Regions from separate parts of the Homo sapiens genome. Here all the other regions are linked to region 2. Evidence: chromatin contacts called from ENCODE Hi-C or POLR2A ChIA-PET data. All regions are on one chromosome and are shown on one strand. The core of a region is the stretch at or near the end of the contact, and the rest is flanking DNA. Distances in the headings are between cores, read along the strand shown. Region 1 holds the start of TUBGCP5 (tubulin gamma complex component 5). Region 2 holds the start of SNURF (SNRPN upstream open reading frame). Region 3 holds the start of CYFIP1 (cytoplasmic FMR1 interacting protein 1). Region 4 holds the start of MKRN3 (makorin ring finger protein 3).

Region 1 (3,204 bases), core at 423-2,922, 1.9 Mb before region 2:
TGGGACTACAGGCGCCTGCCACCACGCCCGGCTAATTTTTTGTACTTTTAGTAGAGACCGGGTTTCACCGTGTTAGCCAGGATAGTCTCGATCTCCTGACCTCGTGATCCACCCACCTCGGCCTCCTAAAGTGCTGGGATTACAGGCGTGAGCCACCGCGCCCAGTCCACAATTTTCAAGAATGTAAACATGAACTATTCATTTTTCTGATGGTTTAAAGCATCATAAAATTACAGCACAGCCTATGCAACTAATGTATATGTACATAGCATAGCCTATGCAAAAAATGTTTTCCATTTTTTAGTATCAAAGCGAGCAATCTGTACTTAAATAAAATTACACTACTGAAAAACACATGATTCTAGGCCAGTAAATGGGTGAATGGAACACCACTTTACCTATTATAATTTAGTTCCTGAAATCTGTGAATGAAAATAGTAACCTCCAACGTCTCTCCCAGCTCTAAAATGATGACAATCTGCCTACTGTCATTTAGAAATATTAGTAGAAAAATAACTTGGATTTCAGCATTTAAGTTTCTGTATTGTATAACCTATTTCACACATTGTTTATTTTTATAAGTTACACTTAAGAATTCAGTTTATTACTTCAGAAACTTGGCATGGTTTAAAAGAATCTGAAAGCCCCGTATTCCTATTATAAGCCAACTAGACACTTTATGGCTATGATCATTAAGGTAACTAAGATTACGGATTTTGAAAAACTGTTCATTATTCAAGAAGATTTTTACTGAAATTAAACAGGTAGAATATTAACATTAACATTTTTTTAGTAATAATTTCATTATGGGTAATGACTCTAAAAGTATTAATTTACATCTCCCATAAAGAAAAATAGGAGATCTCACTTTACGTAAATATCTAAATTCTGTAAGTCTTTAAAAATTAGTTACAAGAGAAACTGCATTAGAAATTGTATTAGGTGACTCAGCGTGCTACGTGCCAGGAGCTGTGCAGAGATGCAGCATTCTAGCTGGAGTGGAAGTGGAGGAGACAGTAATGACAGGTTAAATCAGTGTCATGACACGCGTTTTGGAAAAAGGAGAGCAGGGTGAGAGATCTTACACTGGGCTGACCAGGGAGCAGGAGTCAGTGAGAATACAATCTCTTTAATTTAAAAAAAAAAAAAATTATAAACATGGAGTTGCTACGTTGCCCAAGCTGGCCTGGAGTCCCGCCTGGGCCTCCCAGAGCGCTGGGGTTGCAGGCGCGCGCGCCGGCCGGCAAGAAACCCAGTTCACGCTTTCCCCGTGACGATCAGGACGCGTCCCGGGTAACACGCCCTGTGGTGCGCAGGGCACCGCGCCGAGAGCGCTGGCCGGCGGGGAGCAGGCGGTGGCAGGGCCTGCGAAGGCTCCCTGAGGCCGCGCCCGCCTCCGCCCCATGCCCTGCCCCAGCGCGCCCCGACCCCGGGCTGTGCGGGACCCACGCGCGGGCTCCGGGCTGTGGCCGGGAACCCGCCCGCGCGCCGTGCCCCACACCTGAAGTTGGACCAGGCGAAGTTTAGGGCGAGCTGGAAGTTGGGGTCTGCCTCGTCCTGGAGGCCGGCGACACCCCGGACGAGCTCCCGCACGTCGCGCTCCTGCTGCGCGTCCAACCGACTCCACGGTGGCCCGTGCCGCGCCATGTTCCGCGCTCCTGCAGCGCGCGTCTAACGAATTGGTGCCTGTCGCGCGAGAGCTCGGGCTCCTGCCGCAGTCGCCTCCGGAGCTGGCGGCATTCTCGCGAGAGTTCGCGCTCCCGCGCCGGGCGACTTCCAAGCCGACCGCTATTCTCGCGACAGTTCGAGCTCCGGCTGTGGAGGGTACTGCCTGGCGCTGTCCCGTGGTGGGGACTGGAGTGCGCATTTTCTGGTTGCCCGACGGTACGTTTTCTACTGTACTCAGAGTTAGCTGGTGTCATCGTGAATCAGATACATAAGGGTCTCTGGCCGGCCTCGGTGACAGTCAGTGATTTTGAGAGCAGCCCGTTAGGTGCCCGGTCAGCAAATGCATTGGGACCCGCCTTTCCAGGAACCCTGAACTGCTTACCTGCTGAACCCTCCCGGCCCTGCAGCTTCTCCCTCCAGTGATGGTCTCTGCGGATTTCCGTGCCCCATCCACACAACACAGTCACGCTACACACATCCATGCTACACAACCAGCATCAGCGAAGCAGCTGTCCCGACCCGCTAGTAGTGCCTGCTGGCCCTTGCCTCGCCTGTTCCTCAGGGGCGGCTTGGGGGACTTCATGACCCCACCTGGCCAGAGGTGCTGAGGGGGGGAACTTCATAAATGTCACCTGGCCAGAGGTGGTGGGGGAGATTTCATAACCCCACCTAGCCAGAGGTGCTGGGGGGACTTCATAACCACACCTAGCCAGAGGTGCCGGGAGGACTTCATAACCACACCTGGACAGAGGTGCTGGGGGGACATCATAACCTCACCTGCTCAGAGGTGCTAGGGGGTATCATAATCCCACCTGGCCAGAGGTGCTGTGGGGCCATCATAACCCAACCTGGCCAGAGGTGCTGGGGGGACATCTTAACCTCACCTGGCCAGAGGTGCTAGGGGGATATCATAATCCCACCTGGCCAGAGATTCTGGGGGGACATCATAACCCCAGCTGGCCGGAGGTGCCGGGGGGCGGGGGGAACTTCATAACCCCACCTGGCCAGAGGTGCTGGGGGGACATCATAACCTCACCTGGCCAGAGGTGCTAGGGGGTATCATAATCCCACCTGGCCAGAGATGCTGGGGGGCCATCATAACCCCACCTGGCCAGAGGTGCTGTGGGGCCATCATAACCCCACCTGGCCGGAGGTGCTGGGGGGCGGGGGGAACTTCGTAACCCCACCTGGCCAGAGGTGCTGGGGGTGACTTCATAAATGTCACCTGGCCAGAGGTGCTGGGGGGGATTTCATAACCCCACCTGACCAGGGGTGCTGGGGGGACATCATAACCTCACCTGGCCAGAGGTGCTGGGGGGTATCATAATCTGACCTGGCCAGAGATGCTGGGGGGACATCATAACCCCACCTGGCCAGAGGTGTTGTGGGGCCATCATAACCCCAGCTGGCCGGAGGTGCTGGGGGGCGGGGGGAACTTCTTAACCCCACCTGGCCAGAGGTGCTGGGGGTGACTTCATAAATGTCACCTGGCCAGAGGTGCTGGGGGGGATTTCATAACCCCACCTGGCCAGAGGT
Region 2 (3,052 bases), core at 410-2,909:
TTTATTTATTTTTTTGAGATGGAGTCTTGCCCTGTCACCAGGCTGGAGTGCAGTGGTGTGATCTCAGCTCACTGCAACCTCCGCCTCCCACGTTCAAGCAATTCTCCTGCCTCAGCCTCCCGAGTAGCTAAGATTACAGGCATGTGCCATCACGCCCAGCTAATTTTTCTGTTTTTTGTAGAGATGGGTTTCACCATGTTGGCCAGGATGGTCTCGATCTCCTGACCTCGTGATCTGCCCACCTCGGCCTCCCAAAGTGCTGGGAATACAGGCGTAAGCCACTGTGCCCAGCCTACATTTTATTTTTCGATTGACTCCCGTGATCAGAGTCAACTTCCCATGTTATTTTATGTGAATATGTATCAATGAACTATTAGAAATTGCAATGTTTTTGTAGGTCAAAACAATTCAATATTGACAATTTTATATGATTCAGCCTAATACATCATTTTTTCCATCAGCCATATTGCATGTTATTATTTATATATACGTTTATTTAGTTAGCCTATCTGTTCTCTGTGAGGAACATTACACAGTTTCTGAGATTTTGTTACGATAGAAGTCAGCATTGATAAGCCTCTGCGCACCTGTTTTAATGTAGGATCATTGGGAACTGAGCAGTAGCTTACAGGGCTTGGGAGGGGATTTAACCATTTAGTCAACCTCCACTCACATCACCCTCCCTTCTTCGATAATGGGCAATTGAGAAAGGGCAAATGTGTGTAAAAACTATGCAGATGCAGTTTCAGGATTATTTTCTTCTTTTCTGCAGTGTCTTTTCCCAAGCTACATCAGCGTCTAAATTTTGGAGTTACTGATGCTTCCGTTATTTCTGCAGATAGAATATTATGTCGTAAATAATGTTTACTTGTCCATTAGTATTATATAAAAGTGCCTGTTTCTCCCCACTCCAGCTATCATTGATTATTGGTAAAAATTTTAATGTATCCAATTCTAATAGGCAAAGAAAGGCTCTCCTACTTAGATCTTAGGTGGGGGTCTAAGTTCATATTTTTGTTTTACAAAAATTGAATAGCCAGTGTTTTTGAGTTGAATGATCTATCCATTCCGTATAGGAGAGTTTAATTATATTGTGATTTTGGGGGAGATAATTTTCACAATTTACCCCCTCAAAATGTAGAAAGTAGAAAAAGGGTAGAAAAATCGCACCAAATTTGAACAATGTAGCATGCTTTTAGAGTTAGGGATATTTTCTTTTGGAAGGATTTCAAGTCTGGCGTATTTGCATTGATTGTGGTTATGGCGCATTTAACTTTTCCAAACCAGCTTTTTTGTACCGCACATAGGAAGACCTGAGGGTGAGTGTAAATTAGGATTGTTTGGCCAGTGGTGTGTGCAAAAATTTATTGTAGAACCAAGAATTATTTCTTTAGTATTTTACACATTTTAAAAAACAGGTAGACATGTCCATTGATCCCAGGTTGCTTATGGTTTCTAGAGGCCCCCTCTCATTGCAACAGTGCTGTGGGGCCCTAGGGGTCCAGTAGCCCCCTCCCCCCAGGTCATTCCGGTGAGGGAGGGAGCTGGGACCCCTGCACTGCGGCAAACAAGCACGCCTGCGCGGCCGCAGAGGCAGGCTGGCGCGCATGCTCAGGCGGGGATGTGTGCGAAGCCTGCCGCTGCTGCAGCGAGTCTGGCGCAGAGTGGAGCGGCCGCCGGAGATGCCTGACGCATCTGTCTGAGGAGCGGTCAGTGACGCGATGGAGCGGGCAAGGTCAGCTGTGCCGGTGGCTTCTCTCAAGAGACAGCCTGGGGAGCGGCCACTTTTATTCATCAGATATTCCAAGTTTTTAGGACTTGGAGTACTGAATAAACGGAATTTGGGCCCTAAAGTCCTTTGTTCTGGAGAACCAGATCCGGAATGTTCAGAGGCTTGCTGTTGTGCCGTTCTGCCCCGATGGTATCCTGTCCGCTCGCATTGGGGCGCGTCCCCCATCCGCCCCCAACTGTGGTGTCGCGACAGGTCCTATTGCGGGTGTCTGCGGTGGGAAGGGCGGTGGTGACTGGGAGCATGCGGGGTAACCGCAGTGGGCAAGGGACATGGGTGGAGGTGGGTACATCAGGGTGATTGCAGTTCCGTGTGGCGAGGGTACGTGGGGGGACCAGTGCATAGGGATTTTAGGCGGAGGTAGGTATATTGGAGTGATTGTGGCGGGGCGAAGGTACGTGAAGTGATCGGTATTTAGGGGGTGTTGAGCGCAGGTAGGTGTATAATAGTGACCACTGCGTGGTGGAGCAGGGTACGTGGGGCGACTGGGGGGGGAATTCGTCGCAGTGACCGAGGCGAGGAGGCTATGGCAGTGGACCAGGGGGATGAGTCGGTGTGACAGTGGTGGGGGTTGTGTTGGTGGTCGCGGCGCGGGGAGAGTCCGTAGGAAGTGGCTGGGAGGTAGGGGGAAGGCGGCGACAGTGGGTATTGGCGGCGGTGGGCATTGGCAGCGGGTAGGCATGGCGGTGGTGGACTTTGGCGGCGGTAGGCATGGCGGCGGTGGGCATGGCATGGAGGCGGTGGGCATGGCGGCCGCGGGGCCTGTCGCTGTCCGGAGTGACTAAGGGACGCTGAATGATTGCTGTGTAGAGGAGGGGGCATCAGAAGGGGCAGTAGCACAGTCCGCAGCCTTTAATTTTCCTGTGACCTGCGATGGTCATCTGGTTTGCCTACTGTGGTGGTGGTGCTTTTTTATTAAAACTGCGCAATGCCTACACTGCCGCAGGGGCTGCAGAAATGCGTGGAATCCTTGCGTACCCTTTAGGAACCCTCGCTTTAGAGGCTATGGCATAAGAAGACTGGAATGATGTGCAGAACTTGCATTTACAGATCTTTTGACTGATAGGCCAGGTGATGCCTGGGGGTTACTTTTTTTTCATTGTTTCTCTCTGTTGGGAACCAGGTCTTGGAAGGCTATGTCGAAATAACCTGGGGGTCTGTGTTGCGTCACTGCCATTGTGCAGCTCCTTCAAGATGGCCGCCGCTGCAGCGGCTTAGATCTGCGCAAGCGCTTCAGCGGGGGGGTGGCCGCTTCCTCCCTGT
Region 3 (3,238 bases), core at 431-2,930, 2.0 Mb before region 2:
TCTCTCTCAGGCTGTATCCGAGAGCCACACTTTTCAGACCCTTGTATCTTTACTCTTCAGGGACAAACCAGAGCATAGCTGAATCTCCAACGCCTTATGCTAAGCGAAACAAGCCAGACTCCAAGCCCACATGTGACATTCTGGAATGGGCAAAGCAGGAGGACTGAGGAACAGACAGGCGGCTGCAAGAGCGGGGAGGAGAGAGGCTGCCTTCCTGAGTATCCTGACTGCGGTGGAAGTCACTACAGTCCATGCACCTGCTACAGCTCACTGAACTGAACACCAAAAAGTGAATCTTACTAAAAGTTTAAAATAAATTTAAACACACACACAAACTTAGGGGGTACATTTTCTTTGAGCGCAGCACAGACACCTGTCTTAACGCAGGAAACGTCCTCCGCCACGACTCCAGGGCGCCTCGGTCGCAGTGAGGGCACCGGCACTATATCCCTACTGGCCCTACGAGTGCACACCTGCTACGGCCCGCGCCCACTCACAGCGTGACTCGTTCTTCCAGGCTCCGTGCCTGCAGATCTAGACATCACTTGGAAAACCGCTGGCCACCCGCAGGGAAAAGGCAGCATGCGTGGGGCCCCCGCGGGTCCCGGCCTGGCCGGGACTCTGCCGCCAAGCTGTCAAGCATAGCAATGTGCGCACTGCACCAGGCATCACCGCGGCTCCGACCACGCCTCATTCCGGAGTCCGACGGACGACTGCAAGAAACACCACCGCTCCCGGCGCAGCCACGGTGCCCTCCGCCGCCAGAAAACAAACGCTCCCGAGCCTCAGTCCCCAGCGGCGACCACGCGGCGCTGGGCTCAATCAGCAGCCGCTCCCTGACTGGACTTAATAGCGGAGCTGACACCGTCCAGACGCCCCTCTCAGCTTAAAACACGTTCCATCAACCCCGTTTCCCGATTATTCTTGCACCCTTCTTGTCACACCCACAATGTGCTGCAAATTAAGCTCACGCATTTCAGCCTTAAAATACACAATTCAGATGCTTGTGCGAAACAGTGCTGCCTCCGTAACGATCGCGCCTCCTTAACAAAGCCCAAAACTCCTCTCTCCAAGAATGCCCGGAATGGCTCCGCGGACCAGGCTCCCTCCGCTCCTCACAGGGGCACGAAACAAAAACGGGTTCAGATCTTGCTGCGCGACCTTAGTGCAACATTAACAATCTGCCTGCTCCTTACTTTCCAACAAAAACGTCAAACACTAAGGTATTCCTTCGCCACTGGAGCTGTGCCATGTGCCGGGGCGCGGAATCCGGGATCCGGGGGCGCGAGGCGGTGAACGCGGGGGCGGGGAGCTCGGGGCCGAGGCCGAAAGGCCGGGGGCGCAGGGACCGGGAAGCCAGTGCAGGGAGTGCGGGGACCTGGAGCCCGGGAGGCGCGGGAGCCCGGGGCCGGGACCTGGGGGACGCGGGGACCAGGACGATCCCGGAGGCCGCGCCGCCGGGGAGGCCGCGCCGCCGGGGTTGGGGGGGAGGGGGGGGTCCGTCCCGGCCCCGCCGCCGCCCTGGCCGGCCCAGGTTCCGAGGGGGACCCGGACCCCGCGGAGGCCGCAGGGCAGGCGCGGGCGAGCGGGGTTCCTCACCTGCGTCCGCGGCGGCTTGGGGGTCCTGGGCGGGCCCTGGGAGTTTCCTTGGCCGAGTGAGTCACTCGGGCTGGCCGGGAATGCGCCAGGAAACACTCGGCCTCCTCCCCTTCCTCCCGGGGCGGGGGCTCTCCCGGCTCGGCCTCTTCCTCCCGGCGCTCCTCCCTCCCGGCCGCGGCCCCGGCCGCTCCCTCCTCCTGGCGGGGCATCCCCGGCCGGGCGGCCCCTTTCCCCACGCCAGCCGCCGAAGGTGTCCTCCCAGGCAGAGAGCCCCTGGCTACCTGCCGGCCTGGGTCACCGCAGCCTGCGCGGGACGGCGGGGTCGGAGCGGAGCGGGCGTGGGGTCCTCCTGCGGGTCCGTCCGGTTCGGAGCGCGAAGGAACGGGGTCCGCACCCTGTCCCGGGGCTCCACCGGGTCAGGGCGGGGGTTGGCCTGAGCTGCGGAAGGAGCTCAGGGGGACACCCAGGACGCCCGTGTGGCGCCGCCCCACTTGGCAGGAGGCGCTCACCTGCGCTCGTCGGGAGGGTTCCAGGCGCGGGTCCCAGCTGCAGGTCGGCGCGCAGAGCCCGCTGGGGACCCCCCCGGCCGGCCCCTGCGGCCCCATTGCCTGCGGGAACCAGGGACAAATCCGTGCGCAGACCTGCGGGAACGGCGGACGGAAGAAAACCTGATTTGAGCTCGTGCCAAAAAACAATCTTGAAAGGCCGGTGAAGAAACATACCTCACACGGAAACGCTGAGTGGAGTCAGCTGGTCACAGGCGTGTTTAGGAAAACTGCCCTAAACGCCCCGCTCAGCCGCAGCAACCTCACTCCCCATTCATCCGCGACCCCTGGTTCTTACGGAGAACAGTAAGGATGGGCATCAGATATTCTAGTCTGGTCTCTAGATTATGAAGGTTTGGTTACCCCCGCTTGTGCTCTGCGGTAAGGCAAAAAGCAGCAAATGAATCCTGACCAGCGGATTGAGACAATCTACCAGTTGACTCAATATTCGGATATCACTTTCTCACATTCCTGCAAAACAGGGGCTTTGGATAACATTCTGGTTCCCAGTCCACACATTTTCAAATCAGCAGATTACTCCTTTTCTGTGCCTAGGGTGGAGTCTCAAAATTAGATTCCAAAGGTTTTTACATTGTAGATGACATGATAGAACCCAAATTCAAGTTATACTGTGATAATTTAAAATATTGTAATCCCGGCCGAGCGCAGTGGCTCACGCCTGTAATCGCAGCATTTTGGGAGTCCGAGGCGGGCGGATCACCTGAGGTCAGGCGTTCGAGACCACACTGGCCAACATGGTGAAGACCCCGTCTCTACTAAAAATACAAAAATTAGTCGGGCATGGTGGTGTGGGCTTGTAATCCCAGCTACTCGGGAGGCCGAGGCAGGAGAATCGCTTGAACCCAGGAAGTGGAGGTTGCAGTGAGCCAAGATCGTGTCGCTGCACTCCGGCCTGGGCGACAGAGCAAGACTCCGTCTTAAAATAATAAAATATTGTAATCCCTAGAGCAATTAATAAAAAATAATACAGCTAAAAATCCAAGAAAAGAGATAAAATAGAATACAAAAATATGCTTGATCCAAAAGAAAGCAGGAAGGAAGGAGCAAAAAGCACATAAGGCAAAGACAAAGAG
Region 4 (3,283 bases), core at 15-2,514, 1.4 Mb before region 2:
TCATTCTGCTTTCATTGCTTTTACCTACTTAATTATAATTTAATTTGTTGACTTGGGTGATTATAAATATTCAGATATGTTTCCACTTTACAGATTTAGGCAACAAAATTTCCTCAAAGAAACTTATAGAAAAAAAATCCAATAATATATAAAATGATATATCATGACAGAAGGGCTTCTTATTAGAAACAAATTGGTTAGTTAAATATTTGAAACTCATAGCTGCAAATAATCACATTAAGAGAATAAAGGGAAAAACAAAATTGTCTCAAAAAATGTATAAAACTACATAACAGAATTCAGTATGCAGTCATGATACGTACTCTCAGCAAAGTAGGAATACAAAAAAATGATTAATCTACTACATTTATCTGCAAAAATGACAAAACGCTCATACATGGAAATTAAAGACCATTCCTTTGTGGATAATATGGCACAGGATATGTTATGAAAGGCTGTCCTGCCACAACACAGCACAGATGGGGTTGAAAGAAAGGAAGGGAAACAAAGGGCTGCCATGAATTAAACCAGTAGAGAAAATAAAAGCCTGGGTCATGCAGGGGACAGTGTCTTATTAGGCCAGCATCAGGACTGGTTGAAGTCTGGCGCTTCTAACACAGTGGGAAAATGAGCATAGTAATCACAATAAAGAAAGACATCTGAAAGGTGCTAACTTAGCCTCGGATCAGAAGTGCTCTCTGCTAATGCCTTGCTGGTGAAAAGCGTATCCAGTGTAAGCCCTCAGAAATCCCAGAAAACAAAGACCAAAAGAAACGGCGCCTTGTCAACCGAACGAATTGAAAAAAGCTTCCTGCCGCGATCGGGCATTAAAAGAAAAAAACCACAGACATAAGATGGAGTGAATAAAAAAAGAATTTATATAATTCATGGATGAAATGTTTCAGAATCTATAGGATTATATTTTTTTTAAGGCAGACAGATACGAAAATACAACGAAGCGTGCATGACCGAAACCAGAAGAGATTAAAGTAAAACCTCATTCTCCTGAGGAAATCGTGTGAGAAGGGACTTAGGGACTGCCGGAACACAGCGAAGCAGAGGCAGAAGGCAGACAAAAGGGGCTGGGTTGGTCCCCGCCTGTGTGAACGAAAAAATATGTCAGATTGGAAAATTGCGGTAAAAACCAGGCAGAGCACGTACGTTGCCCCCACAGGAAGTGTCCGCCATGCTGCCTGTGCCCGGAAGTAGGTAGGAACACACAGTCAGAGGGACCCAAAAGCAGGGGGGAAGGAAAAAGAGATGCACACTTCCCCCAGAGAAGCCTCCGAGCGCGGCCGCCATTCCGGGCCTCAAGCCCATAAAGAAAAAATACCGGAGAGGTTCTGGCACCATTTCGGGGTGCCAAAGCAGCCATGGAAGAGCCTGCAGCTCCCTCAGAAGCCCACGAGGCAGCCGGGGCCCAGGCAGGTGCTGAGGCAGCAAGGGAGGGTGTGTCTGGGCCGGACCTTCCCGTCTGTGAGCCCTCCGGGGAATCTGCTGCTCCAGATTCAGCCCTGCCACATGCGGCAAGGGGCTGGGCCCCCTTCCCTGTAGCTCCAGTCCCTGCCCACCTCCGCAGAGGAGGCCTGAGGCCTGCCCCAGCCTCAGGAGGAGGAGCCTGGCCCAGTCCGTTGCCAAGCCGAAGCAGCGGCATTTGGACAAAGCAGATCATCTGCAGGTATTATATACATGGGCAGTGCAAGGAGGGGGAGAACTGTCGCTATTCGCACGACCTTTCTGGTCGGAAGATGGCCACTGAGGGTGGCGTTTCGCCGCCTGGGGCCTCTGCAGGTGGAGGCCCTAGCACGGCTGCGCACATCGAGCCCCCGACTCAGGAAGTGGCGGAAGCCCCCCCGGCTGCATCCTCCCTTTCCTTGCCTGTGATTGGCTCGGCTGCTGAAAGGGGTTTCTTTGAAGCCGAGAGAGACAATGCAGACCGTGGAGCTGCTGGAGGAGCAGGTGTAGAAAGCTGGGCGGATGCCATTGAGTTTGTTCCAGGGCAGCCCTACCGGGGCCGCTGGGTTGCATCTGCCCCCGAGGCTCCTCTACAGAGCTCAGAGACTGAGAGGAAGCAGATGGCTGTGGGCAGTGGGTTGCGGTTTTGCTATTATGCTTCCAGGGGAGTTTGCTTTCGTGGGGAGAGCTGTATGTACCTCCATGGAGACATATGCGACATGTGTGGGCTGCAGACCTTGCACCCCATGGATGCTGCCCAGAGGGAAGAACATATGAGGGCCTGCATTGAAGCACACGAGAAAGATATGGAACTCTCGTTTGCTGTGCAGCGTGGTATGGACAAGGTGTGTGGCATCTGCATGGAGGTTGTCTATGAGAAGGCCAACCCCAATGACCGCCGCTTTGGCATTCTTTCCAATTGCAACCATTCCTTCTGTATTAGGTGTATCCGCAGGTGGAGAAGTGCCAGACAGTTTGAGAACAGGATCGTCAAGTCTTGCCCACAGTGCAGGGTCACCTCTGAATTGGTCATTCCCAGTGAGTTCTGGGTGGAGGAGGAGGAAGAGAAGCAGAAACTTATTCAGCAATACAAGGAGGCAATGAGCAACAAGGCCTGCAGGTATTTTGCGGAAGGCAGGGGTAACTGCCCATTTGGAGACACATGCTTTTACAAGCATGAATACCCTGAGGGCTGGGGAGATGAGCCTCCTGGGCCAGGTGGTGGGTCATTCAGCGCATACTGGCATCAACTTGTGGAGCCTGTGCGAATGGGAGAGGGCAACATGCTCTATAAAAGCATTAAGAAGGAGCTTGTCGTGCTTCGGCTGGCCAGTCTGTTGTTTAAGCGGTTTCTTTCACTGAGAGATGAGTTACCCTTCTCTGAGGACCAGTGGGACTTGCTTCATTATGAGCTGGAAGAATATTTCAATTTGATTCTGTAGCATCGTGCTGTGGCATGTGGTCTAGTCTGCTGAGGTTCTGTCGTCTGCTATTGCCTGTTTTCCCTGTGTTGACACTCTTACTGCTTTCAGGGGCTGTTGAGGCAGTGCTTCTGTTTTCTTGTCTATTCTGCATATCTTTCCCCCTAGGATTATGGTGATTATCTGTGTTAAAAAATAAGTCCTTAAAGTTACTGTTTTGGTGAAATTAATATTAATGTCAGCTTATGGCTTTTTTTTGTCATCTCTGTTGTCAACAGGATTAACTCAGTTCTAGTGTAGTGTTTACTGAATTTCCACACTTATTTTGAAGACCCTCAAGAGTAAATGTGGCAGAGTGAAAGGAGAAGTTTTAATTGAACTAGTAGCTTTGTGCTATAATAGCCTTA

Evidence for each region. A loop is a pair of places that touch in the nucleus more often than their neighbours do. ChIA-PET counts read pairs that join two places held with the same protein, here RNA polymerase II (POLR2A). Pooled maps may share reads with other maps.
Region 1: a pooled map shows a loop between it and region 2 (11-fold over the local background). The contact joins the promoter of TUBGCP5 here to the promoter of SNURF in region 2. A Hi-C loop is called at or near these places in 2 of 37 single-sample maps with no recorded cell type and 6 of 50 pooled maps. POLR2A ChIA-PET finds 5 or more read pairs at or near these places in 1 of 52 experiments (CD4-positive, alpha-beta T cell).
Region 3: a loop to region 2 is called in a pooled map, with 3 times the contacts of the local background. The contact joins the promoter of CYFIP1 here to the promoter of SNURF in region 2. A Hi-C loop is called at or near these places in 1 of 50 pooled maps. POLR2A ChIA-PET finds 5 or more read pairs at or near these places in 2 of 52 experiments (AG04450 and activated T-cell).
Region 4: a map of naive thymus-derived CD4-positive, alpha-beta T cell shows a loop between it and region 2 (17-fold over the local background). The contact joins the promoter of MKRN3 here to the promoter of SNURF in region 2. A Hi-C loop is called at or near these places in 1 of 168 maps with a recorded cell type or tissue (naive thymus-derived CD4-positive, alpha-beta T cell), 2 of 37 single-sample maps with no recorded cell type and 5 of 50 pooled maps.

Annotation. Positions count from the first base shown.
Region 1 is chr15:23,037,897-23,041,100 of GRCh38, forward strand. TUBGCP5 (tubulin gamma complex component 5) reads right to left here and starts at 1,673. Exons shown (of 23, transcript NM_052903.6): 1 at 1,502-1,673. The coding sequence starts at 1,647.
Region 2 is chr15:24,953,328-24,956,379 of GRCh38, forward strand. It overlaps SNURF (SNRPN upstream open reading frame), which reads left to right and starts at 1,660. Exons shown (of 3, transcript NM_001394334.1): 1 at 1,660-1,735. The coding sequence starts at 1,722. SNRPN (small nuclear ribonucleoprotein polypeptide N) reads left to right here and starts at 1,660. Exons shown (of 10, transcript NM_003097.6): 1 at 1,660-1,735. All of the region lies in intron 4 of SNHG14 (small nucleolar RNA host gene 14), which reads left to right. RefSeq lists enhancers at 2,075-2,640, 2,641-3,052, 3,031-3,052.
Region 3 is chr15:22,978,688-22,981,925 of GRCh38, forward strand. It overlaps CYFIP1 (cytoplasmic FMR1 interacting protein 1), which reads right to left and starts at 1,681. Exons shown (of 31, transcript NM_014608.6): 1 at 1,600-1,681. RefSeq lists enhancers at 10-977, 978-1,946.
Region 4 is chr15:23,564,410-23,567,692 of GRCh38, forward strand. It overlaps MKRN3 (makorin ring finger protein 3), which reads left to right and starts at 1,265. Exons shown (of 1, transcript NM_005664.4): 1 at 1,265-3,283. The coding sequence starts at 1,374. The coding sequence ends at 2,897.